Regions from separate parts of the Homo sapiens genome. Here region 2 is linked to region 1. The links are chromatin loops, found by intact Hi-C in ENCODE. Cell type or tissue: dorsolateral prefrontal cortex. All regions are shown on one strand. Each heading gives the region's core, and the rest is flanking DNA. Links, peaks and the distances in the headings are about the cores only.

The links. Peaks named below come from ENCODE experiments on the same cell type or tissue, not always from the same donor. Only the 100,000 strongest peaks of a DNase experiment are listed, where the experiment ranks them.
Region 2: it touches region 1 in a loop (4-fold over the local background); 1 of 110 quality-filtered maps calls a loop at or near these places.

What each region holds. Positions count from the first base shown.
Region 1 is chr6:162,439,950-162,445,398 of GRCh38, forward strand. It overlaps PRKN (parkin RBR E3 ubiquitin protein ligase), which reads right to left. Exons shown (of 12, transcript NM_004562.3): 2 at 3,361-3,524. Among named protein-coding and RNA genes, the nearest start is that of LNCR-SMAL, 210 kb to the left of the region's middle. In dorsolateral prefrontal cortex, for the core only: a CTCF peak has its summit at 2,944 (motif pointing right); DNase peaks (open chromatin) are centred at 2,902 and 3,361; H3K4me3 peaks cover 961 bases.
Region 2 is chr6:163,168,065-163,173,513 of GRCh38, forward strand. All of the region lies in intron 4 of PACRG (parkin coregulated), which reads left to right. Among named protein-coding and RNA genes, the nearest start is that of PACRG-AS3, 21 kb to the right of the region's middle. In dorsolateral prefrontal cortex, for the core only: a CTCF peak has its summit at 2,385 (motif pointing right); no DNase peak of the experiment used is centred there; H3K27ac peaks cover 4,833 bases.

The sequences.
Region 1 (5,449 bases), core at 261-5,260:
TCTACATAGCGGTTGGCACCCCTAACTCCATGACTCCACGAGTCAACTGTACAATATGCAATGTCTAGGCTTTTTAGTGTAGTTGCTGGGAGGAAGAGGGAAAAGTATGCCTACTCCAGCTTCCCAGAAGCAAAATCTGTGCCAGATCATTCGTTTTCAATGTCTATATTTTTTCCATTTTCCTTTAATTTTTTAAAGTTCTTAAAGTCTTGCCAATAACAAAACTGAACAGATGAGTGTGTAATGAAAATAACTATACTCTAACAGTGCTTCTCTAAGTGGCCTGTGGATATGCTCTCCCAGAACTGAAAATTCTATGAAAATTTTTTAGATGTGACATCAATTCTATTATAATCTTACAAATACCCTTTGCCAGTTAAATAGACAAACTCGCTTTTTAAAATTATGACATTTCATAAGACTGTGGTCTCAAGCTATAGTTCCCCAAAGTACCTGAGGTGAGGCACTAAAACTAATTTCCTCCTCAAAGAAGGTGAAACTAAGTGTGAGAGATACTGCTCAGTATGTGGGGTGACCATTGCCTCAGTTTTCCTAGGACACTCCCAACATATAATTTTGTCCTGGAATAATTATTGACAGGGTCTTCTTTTATACTCACAATATCTCATTTTGCATGATAAGCTAATATATATGTTCATATCACCTATGATAAAGAATACGAAACCAGGAGGAAGACACCCAGCAAGCATAGACACCACCCCAGCCATCTCTTCTTCTCTTCAGGACACCAAGGTGTATATTTAACATTCATTAATGGAAGCATTAAGTAGCTCATATGGAAGGTCCATCTTCTTTTTCTCAGCAGCAACTTATTATTAGATATTTTGTGCTTATACTGTGAAATATAGCACCTGTAATGATAATGGGTAACTAAATGATATTGACTAAATAGTTGTAAACATATGTTCTAAGATTATACAAGAATATCTAGGATGCTAAAATTCTGCCAGTTGTACACTTAAAGAAAACATAGCCATCAATTTGCAATTACATGTGTAACTTCCTAGTCTTTACAGTGAAACTCTTCTATGAACAAAGTTTGCCAACTTCTCGGCACCTAAATCATTTAACTGTGATTTAATAGAAGTTCCATAAGTATGAACCTTTCTTTTTCAGTGTCCTCAGACACAAGTTCTCAACAGCCAGCTAGGCATCTCCAAACACACGTACTCAGCTGGCATCAACTCCCATCATGTTGGAACAATGCAGCATCCTTCCCCCAACCAAACCGGGTCTTCAGACTTCCCATTTCCTTCTATGGCATGACATTTTTCTCTAGTTCCCCACCAATGAAACTTCAATGCCAAGTTAGTCAAGGTTATGTGAAATATAGCCCATATTTTATTTTTTGTCCAATCTTCAACATCTCTCTTCAGGTTCTAGAAGAACAAGAACCCATCCTTTTTGGCAAGCATTCTCTATGCTCATTCCCCTATTCCTCCATCTACAGAATCCTACCTCAACTCAATTCATCCAAGAAGTTCTTCCTGGTGACTTCCAACCAGATGTGTTTTCTCCACCTTTAAAACTTCATAATATTTTCAGGTGCGATACGGCAGTTATGTTTCATATTCTTATATTATAGCTATTAGGTTGAACAACATGAAATTGTTGAACCTGTAAAAATGGCAATCCCATATGGTTCAATCTAATATTTCTCTCGGTTTTAGGGCTCATAAATAAAGAGCAGTCTCCATGAAAACAGGGGCTGAGTTAGGTCTCTCTTTTGGATCCCCTGAGAAGCCTAGGACATTGGAAGTGCTTAAGAAGTGTTTGTCAAAATAGACTCATAAATCAACACATGTCTTAGGCATATATGTTTGCAAAGTCAATCATCTGAAGCAATTAGTCTAACTACATATGAAATCGCTAATTGTTTTATGAATCAGCACAAATGGCAGTTTAGAACCTGAAGGTTTTGGCAATATAAAATGTTTTGATTCAAGGAGCTGTTTTAAAATTATTTATTTGTGAAGGAAACATCCTTGGATTTAGAGGTTGGCAGATACAGTGAAAATCTTTTTAGTTGACTGAAATAGAAAAAAAAAAAATCAAAACCCTTTTTAGCACATGCACTTCCCTTATAAAACCAAATTGCCTGAAAGCAGAGGCCAGCAGTTTGTGCACAACGAGTATGTGCCTCAACACCATCAGCAGGAGATGCAATGCAGAATGACAGGAACAATTTGCATTTCTGTAGCTTCTTTGTATACCCAAATTCTGAGAGCATTTTACAAAGCCATAAATATCGTTACCCACAAGAGACAGGGAAAGGATGCAGATACAAGGACGGACTTTGTGTACTCTGACCCAGGAGCCCCCCTGCGCGGAGCAGTGATACCCACACAGCTGTAAACCTGAGTGCAATTAATTGATGCTGGTTAAGAAAAGGGGAACATACATCTGCAGGGTCCTTCACAGTCACAGGGACCATTCCCAGAAAGCGTTTCGTCTTTCTTGCATTCACAAAGAATAGCGTCAACAAATGTTGAGTTGTATTTGCGAGTTTCCCCAACAAAGGACGGGTCTCTAGTTCTAGGTGATGGTGGTATTATCAGTCACCTCACCAGTCCCCCTAATTCCTACAAAAATCACCAATCCGAATGACATGTGTGTAGGGCTTTCATGGGGCTAGGAGCAGTGGGCTGCCAGAAGCTCTGCTGGGGCCAGGAGAGAAGAGAGCATCGTTCACACTTATTACGTTGCAGGGGCCTATTTCCAGGGACAATGTTACTGAACCTTGGAGAAATTCATGCAAAGGTATACTGTTGTTGTGCTCCAGGCTTCCTTCCCCATCAGCTGCAGAACTGTGCGATTCTGGTCCTGGCCAAGGAGTGCCCAAAGCTAGTTGCCAATGGGCCCCGGAGCCCACACCTCCTCTAGCGCAGCATAGCAGCAGCCCTCACTAACCTCCAGGGGTCACAATTGGGTTACAAATTCCTCACAGTGCAGGGACTGAGCAGCCTGATTGGGAACAATTTATTCGAATCCTTCTTCGTTAAGATTCAAATGGAATAAGTAAGGTAGAAATTGAACAGACACAGAAATTGTGCCTTGCTGCTCCTGTAGTCAGTAGACATTTATTCACTAAGCCTAGCTCGTGTGTTCTTTCTCTCTCTCTTTCTCACTCGCAGTTGTTCTTCCAATCTTTCCTGCTTGCTGTTTTAATGCATAATTAAGAAGGTCAGAATTAATGAAGCAGTGTGGAGTAAAGTTCAAGGAATCCCCAGGCACTATTTATTCTATTAGATCTCAGGCATGAATGTCAGATTGGCAGCGCAGGCGGCATGAGCAATGGAGCTGGCGGCATCCCAAGAACGGCCGCCAAGGGAGACTCACCTGCACAGTCCAGTCATTCCTCAGCTCCTTCCCTGCGAAAATCACACGCAACTGGTCAGCCGGAACCCCCTGTCGCTTAGCAACCACCTCCTTGAGCTGGAAGATGCTGGTGTCAGAATCGACCTCCACTGGGAAACCATGGCTGGAGTTGAACCTGACAAACACTGACCAAGGAAATTGGAAGGGAGAAGAGAAAGTGAGCATCACTCGAAGCCCTTAAATGGTGATAGCAACATTTCTCAACCGATTTACCCCTCGCAGCCCTTCAGTGAATGGTATATATTTTCTTTCACTTACAACAAAAAACTTAATGCTATAGAGCAATATTTGGGAAAAACAGAGTTAGTTACCCACGAGATTTCCCTTTCATATATTCGTCAGTGACCTGCAAACCAAAATTGCATTCTCCCTTTGACATCCATCCTGGGAAACAGAGAGACTTGAGCAGGACACTTGCTTGATTGGAATTGAAAGAGTCCCATGAGTTTATTGAAAAGACTCAGCTCTGACAGCATGTACACACTCACACTCCCTCCACAGTGACCCTCTTAATAAAAATAGGAGGCGATGTGTTAGCACTCAAGGTATAGCAATGGAAAAAAATCTAAGCTGCTCTATAGACCAGAGTGAAGACCCACTCGGGGCTATGGCTCAGAGCCCTAGACTTGGGTGGTCCTGGCCAAAATGCTCCACTGGGTCTATGAAGACAATTATTTGCCCTCTTTTTGGCAGGGAGGGGGTGGAGACACTAGTGACACCATTTGTCTTATTGAAGCCACTGTTCCCCGTGAGACCCAGGCTGCATCCTCTAGTCTGTCTGTCTGCATGCCGTCTTCTCACTGCACCTGCTGTCCCACCTCTTCAGCGTCTCTCACTGCCCTTTACTTTCCATTCTTTCTCTCACTGCTTGAAGTCACGCTCTCATCACATCTTTTCTAGAGTCTCATAATAGCCCCCAACTGGAGTCTTGATCCACGCCATCACCTCCAAAAGGCCCTACATAGTTCTGCAAAATGAGCCTTATTAATACAGAGCTATGTCACACCACTCAAATCCTTTAAGTCTCACACTGTCGGCTGGTGAGGAAAGACTCCAAGATCCCTTTCATCTAGCACAAACCTACATTCCAGCATTTTCTTCATTAATCTCCATGTGTACTCTTTTAAACTAAATGCTCCCAGAAAAAAAAAAATCACAAAAAACTGCTGCACACAACTTCTTGCTTTTATTCATGACCTCCCTCCTTCTCCTCTTCCTATTGAAATCCTGCCTACCTCCATGGCCCACTTCAAATGTGACCTCCCCCAAGAAGCTTCTGGCTATCAGCTACTGCAAAAGCCTGATCTTCCTTATTCAGGGCACCAGTGGCATTTACTATATATGTCTTTTAATATTCACCACATTCCTCATGGAAGCAGGATAGCACACGGGTTAAAAGAACATCCTGAAGCATTAGGAAGACCTATGAAAAATCCCCACAGACTCCTTTAATTGGCTTAGGATGCTAGGGGTCAATCTATTAACCTCCCTCTTTAGGTCTCAGTTCCCTTATCTTGAAAACATAAATAAACCACAGACCATATTATTCGGTTCATTAAATAATATTTATAGTATTTAAAACTATCGTCTTGTAACATTTAAAAATAATGGACATTTAGCTGTTTTTGATATACATTTTGCCTTCTTTAAAAGATAACAAACTCCTCAAGGGCAAGTGTTATTGTTTATTTACTGCTGTGTTTCCTTTAAATGTAGTACTATAGCTAATTATTTCTCAATACCAATGTGAGATGACCCACCTCATCATAATTATAATAATCATTACAATGCCAATAATAATCAGGCACTTACTATGTGCCAGACATTGTGCTCTCATATGGTTTTTCTAAGCCTCCCAGTGATCTGGTCAGGTCCCTATTATTATCCTTATTTTACAGAATAATAAACGAAGGCACAGGGAATGGGACCCACTTTTCTAAGGACATTAATTACTTTCTAATGGAACTGGGTTTCAAATTTATTTCAATCTAACTCTAAAGCTCATTCCATTTCTACTAAAATAGGCTTCCTGAAACCATCTCAGAAGAAA
Region 2 (5,449 bases), core at 149-5,148, 730 kb after region 1:
GACCTTAAATATTTTCTGTCCATGGCATATCCCTTGATGTGATTACAGGTCAAAGTCCACATCATAGATGCCTAAAGTATCCTGTAGGAAAACAGAATGGGCACTCCAATAAACATTTATTAAAGCATTTGGCCGGGTGTGGTGGCTCATGCCTGTAATCCTAGCACTTTGGGAGGCTGAGGCAGGTGGATCACCTGAGGTCCAAGACCAGCCTGGCCAACATGGTGACACCCTGTCTCTACCAAAAATACAAAGATTAGCTGGGCATGGTGGCAGGCACCCATAATCCCAGCTACTCAGGAGGCTGAGGCAGGAGCATTGCCTGTCCCTGGGGCCGGGGTTGCGGGTTGGGGGTGGGGGTGGAGTTTGCAGTGAACCAAGATCACACCACCTCACTCCAGACTGAACAACAGAGCGAGACTCCGTCTCAAAAAAGAAAAAGAAAAAATTGTTAAAGCATTGCATGAAATCTGCTTTAACTCCTATTCTAATAAAACAACAACAAGAACTCTGAAAATGACTTTCACCATAATTAGTTGAAAATGTTACTTTCCTTTGGCCCAACTGTATGTAATTCATTATTATATCTATGTCTGAGACTGAGTGTGGGTTTTCAATATAATCAAACGAAAGACCACCTTTACCAAAAGAACAAATTTAAAGTTCTTTTATTCCTGTGAACCATATTCTCCAATCATCTACACTGAATATTTTAAATGGGAATTTTTGAAGTGTTAAATATTTATCACCATGTTTTTCTTTCCTCATTTATATGGAGTACTGGAGCTTGTGGCCATAATATTCTAATGCAAAATATGGATCAACTTTCAGTCTGAAAGTTTGAAAGTTAATACACTGATTTTACCACCTGCAAAAGATATCCATATTTGAATAAAAGCGACCAGAAGTGAAGCTAATCAATTTAATAACACATGCAGTTATTTCCTCTTTCTTTTAAAACCCAGAAGGAAAGTGGGGTCCACATGGTCCTAATTGTGTTATTAGTTCTTAGTTTTCCTCTAGGTGCTCTTCTAAGTCTTCTTTTGAGCAAATATCATGAAAAGCTCAAGATGAGAAGCAGTGTTGATTTGAATGAAAGGCTAATCCCAGTTGTCCTTTTTCTAATTGATAAAAACCATGATGATCAGGATGAGTCTCACTGAAGCGTGTATTATGATAAAGTAAACTACGGTTCATGGAGTCACATTTGATGTTCAGGGATCTCATCTGAGAAGGAAAGAGAGCACCTTTCCTCAGCCTGGAGAAAATGAGGCGTCGGTGGGAGCAGGCAGAGCTGCATCTGTCAGTGTGAGTGAGGAAATCCATGTCTGATTTTCCAAAGGAAGTCAAGATTCGGGTCAACTGTGGGGCGAAAGAACAAAGATACCACTGGTGGTTCAGGACGAGAGGTGCGGGTTGGGAATAGCCATGGAGCTGGACGTGTGGTACTGACCAGGGATGGGGGAATTGTTGTTGCGGGTGTGGAACTGGCCCCACTTCACACGGCTGCGTGCTGTGCTCCTACGGCAGCCAGGCTGTAGAGCAGGAATTCTCATGTGACCACTGGTTTGGTTATCCCAGATTAGGAATTAGCAGGAGGAGTGTGGCAAAGGCCATGTCTAGAATGTGCTAGGAGGAGCTGGCCAGACGGCTCAGGAGAGAGAGGCCGCTGGGCAGGCTGGGCGGGGAGGGGCCATACAGACTTGGGGAGCGCCTTCTTCTGCTCTGGTTGCCCAGCCAGCCACAAACTGGGTGGCTTCCACAACACTCGTGTCCTTTCTCACAGTGCTGGAGGCCGGCAGTCCAGGGTCAGGGTGTCAGCAAGATCGGTTTCTCATGGGGCCTCTCTCCTTGGCTTGTGGACGGCCACTTTCTCGCTGTGTCCTCACAGGGTCGTCCCTCCGTCTGTGTGTTGTTGTCTGTGTCCTTATCTCTTTTTATAAGGATTAGAGCCCACCCATGTGACTTCATTTCACCCCAATTACCTCAAAGACACTTCTCCAAATACAGTCACATTTTTCGGAGGAGCTGGAAGTCAGGGCTTCAACATAGGAATTTTAGAGGCTGAAAGGTGACAGTTCAGCCCGTAACCAGAAAAAGGCAGTTGCCCTGCGGGGAAGGGAACTGTTGAGGGGTGAGACTGCTGGAGGAAGAGGAGGCTGTGGCTTAGAGCGGGGAACAAGAGGTCCCCCAAGAGAGATGGGACCTGAGTATGAGTTGAAATGGCCTGTTCCGTGTTGTTCTCACCCTGTAAAATCCCTGAGGGCAGGAATCAGCTTTCTGCATCTCTGGTTGCCTGGCCCACCGTCAGCTCGGAGCATTAAACTATAGGGACTCACCCCTGCTGAACATCAGATTGAGGGTCATGTGCCCGCAATTCTCTCCAGGCACCACTAGAGGGCGAGCCTCCATTTTGAAAACTACCCAGAATCCCCTGCTCCCGCTGGGGTCAGGACCGCCCCTACTCTCTCAAGGACTCACCCTACTCTGTTGTGCCACACAAGCCGCTGCCACAGGGTTCGCCCTGCTTTTATTCTAAATCTTATGGTAGCTTGGAAAGTAGCCTGGCATCTGATAGAAACAGCCCTCAAGTGGTCCAGCTTCCCCCACCTTGCACTGCCGGGCAGTCTCTATTTGCTGTCGATTCCACGCAGTCTATGCATCTGGGTTATTTTCACTTTTCCAAAACCAACTCTCAGCCGATTCACTGATCTTCTACAGGGTTGCTCCAGTTCCTACTTCTTTTATCGCTTAGACCTTTCTTTTTATTCCCTCCTTCATTCTCCCACTCCTTTTCATCTGTAGTCTCTTCTTACCAGTACGAGTCCGTGTTACTTCATTTGTAGCTCCTAATGTCAGCTCATCAAATGAACTATAGTGAAGTAAAAGGATATCGCCTAGTGCTAGGTTATAGCAAAACTCTCAAACAGTTAGACTTGCTTTTCTGCAAAATGTGAGCATGTAGACTTTTGCATCAACTCATAGTAAACTTTAATTTTGTTTTGATGTCTCAAAAGATTTAAAATGCAGGTTCGACCATAATTTTTAAAAGCAAAGTAGAACATGCTGGCTATATTATGAATCCATTCAATGACAAGTAGTATTAGTGACTAAATGATCATTATAATGTAATGTTAGCTGCAGAGAATTTTGAAGAAAGATAAAGAAGCTTGCCACCTAGTAGTCAAGATGAGAAAAGAAAAGAAAAAAAAAATCACAGATCAAAGGGGGAAGTCCCAAGAGAGCATCCCCACATTGCAATAGCCAAGAAGAGCTGGCATTGACTGAGTGCTGACTGGGCACCAGGCTGTGTGTCCACTAAGCCGTTTATCTGCTTTTGCTCACTTATTGTATATCTTTGCCCCTCCGTGAGGCAGGTATGACTGTTCTGCCCATTTTACAGATGAGGAAGCTGAAGCTCAGAGCGGTTAAGCAATTTGCCCATGACCACACAACTATCTGATCTAAAGCATAGGCTCCTATCTACTCCCAATGATGTACCAATCCTAGCACGATTATAGCTCTTCTCAAGTGCAAAAAGTTCAAAATTAATCTAGAGATAAAATAACTTTTCCCCCCAGTTTCTCATGAGAGTAACTAAGCCCTTCCATCAGCTGTGGCCAGCTGGGCAGTGATAAGGTAGTAGATGTATACAGAGGACTGAAAAGAGGAGAAGAAACACAGACAGACTGAAAAACAACTGTCTCCTCCCTGGTGGAGCATGAGCCCATGGGTCGGGACCCTGGACTGCAGCTGGCCCAAGTCGGTAGCACTGCCTGTGGGGACCCCTTCTGAGAGTGTGGAAAAGTCAGCTTTCCCCTGTGAGAGCAGCTGGGTGGGGAGGGGACATTTTCCATCACAGACTCTACCATGGATTTATTTTTATACCAAAATAAACAAGAAGTCCATCAACCTGGCACAAAAGTTAATGGACCTGCCCCCAGCTAGGGCCCTGTCTACCTGGGGTCTGGCCCCGTAAGTGTGCAAATTACAGAACAGGCTTCCAAACATAGAAATATCTTTCACTGTAATCCCAGGAAGCTCTAAGCTTCTACATTTTATTAAGCTGCAGTTATTATTTTAAAACAAGGCCAAGTGCCTCTTGGTATATACTTAAAACCTGCAAATTGCTTTTTAATGTCTCAGACTTGTAGCCAGCATTGGAAATTTCCAGTTCCTCTACCTTGATCAGCTCAGACATTTCCACCCCCTCAACCTAAATGAGCAGACCTTAACTTCACACCTGATTCTCTAAAGAAAGCTACCAAAAATACAACAAAGATGATGGGATTTTTGTTACTTTAATTATTTTAATTGCCAGAAAGTATATTTTGCTTAAGCATTAGGAGAAACAGAAAGTTGCCCCAGAGAAAGCCTCTTTGATTCAGGCCGTGGAATAATTTGTTTTAGTGTACACATGCACACACACACGCATGCATGCACGCACACATACATACAACCTGAGGAGGAGTAAACACTTTTGTGGATTTTTCTTTTCTGGGAAGAAGAATGCAGCGTTCATTGATTAACACAATTTCTTGCTCTCTTGACTTCTGGTGGATCCTGAAACACATGCGAGAACTCACATCTGGGGGCCAGGGAGCTGGGCTCAGGACACTGTGTGACACTAAGAACTGTGCGGTCTCCAGAAAGTTCTAAATGTCATTGGCCTCAATTACGAATCTCTAAAACAGAGACTGGTGTGCCAATTAGGTTTTAAAATATTAAAAAACTTGACCTAATCATTTGAATTCTAGGAGTTAAGCCTAAGGAAATATCAAAGATAGAAAGAGGCTTGAATGCCTAGATATTTTCAATCTGTTTTTAATAATAGTGAAAAATGAAAATAAGTTAAATGTCTACCAATATGAAAATGGCTAAATCATGTTTTGTTCTCATAATGGAATATTATATCACCATTTAAATGAGTGGAGAGTATCTAAGAACATGATAAAATCATCATGGTATAAAATTAAGTTAAAAAACAAGGTATAAAACCATATAATACAGTCTTAGTTGTGTAAAAATATGTGCTTGTGTGAATACACACACGTTAGGAAATACACCTGAGTGGCAATGATGGCTATTTCTGAGGAGGGAGATTACACAGGATCATTTTTCTTTATCCCTCTCTGTTTGCCATCTCTTCCATAATAAACTGCATCATCAAAAAACTAAGTTATTTTGAAAATAAAAATAATGGATTGGTCTAGATTATCTCTAAATTTCTTTACAATATAAACCTCTATTCCACTTATGAACCAATTAAAAACAAATTAGAAAATAACAGGGAGGTTTTGGCATTTCCAAAAACAGTGGCTCCTTGGGGTAGAGACCTTCCACACCTGATCTCATCCCATCCAGGCCAAAACCGTAGAGGATTTGCAGCCAGGGTTATAAAGATACTGCAACCCATTTTAGAAAACGAAGCATGAATGTCCCCCTTAGA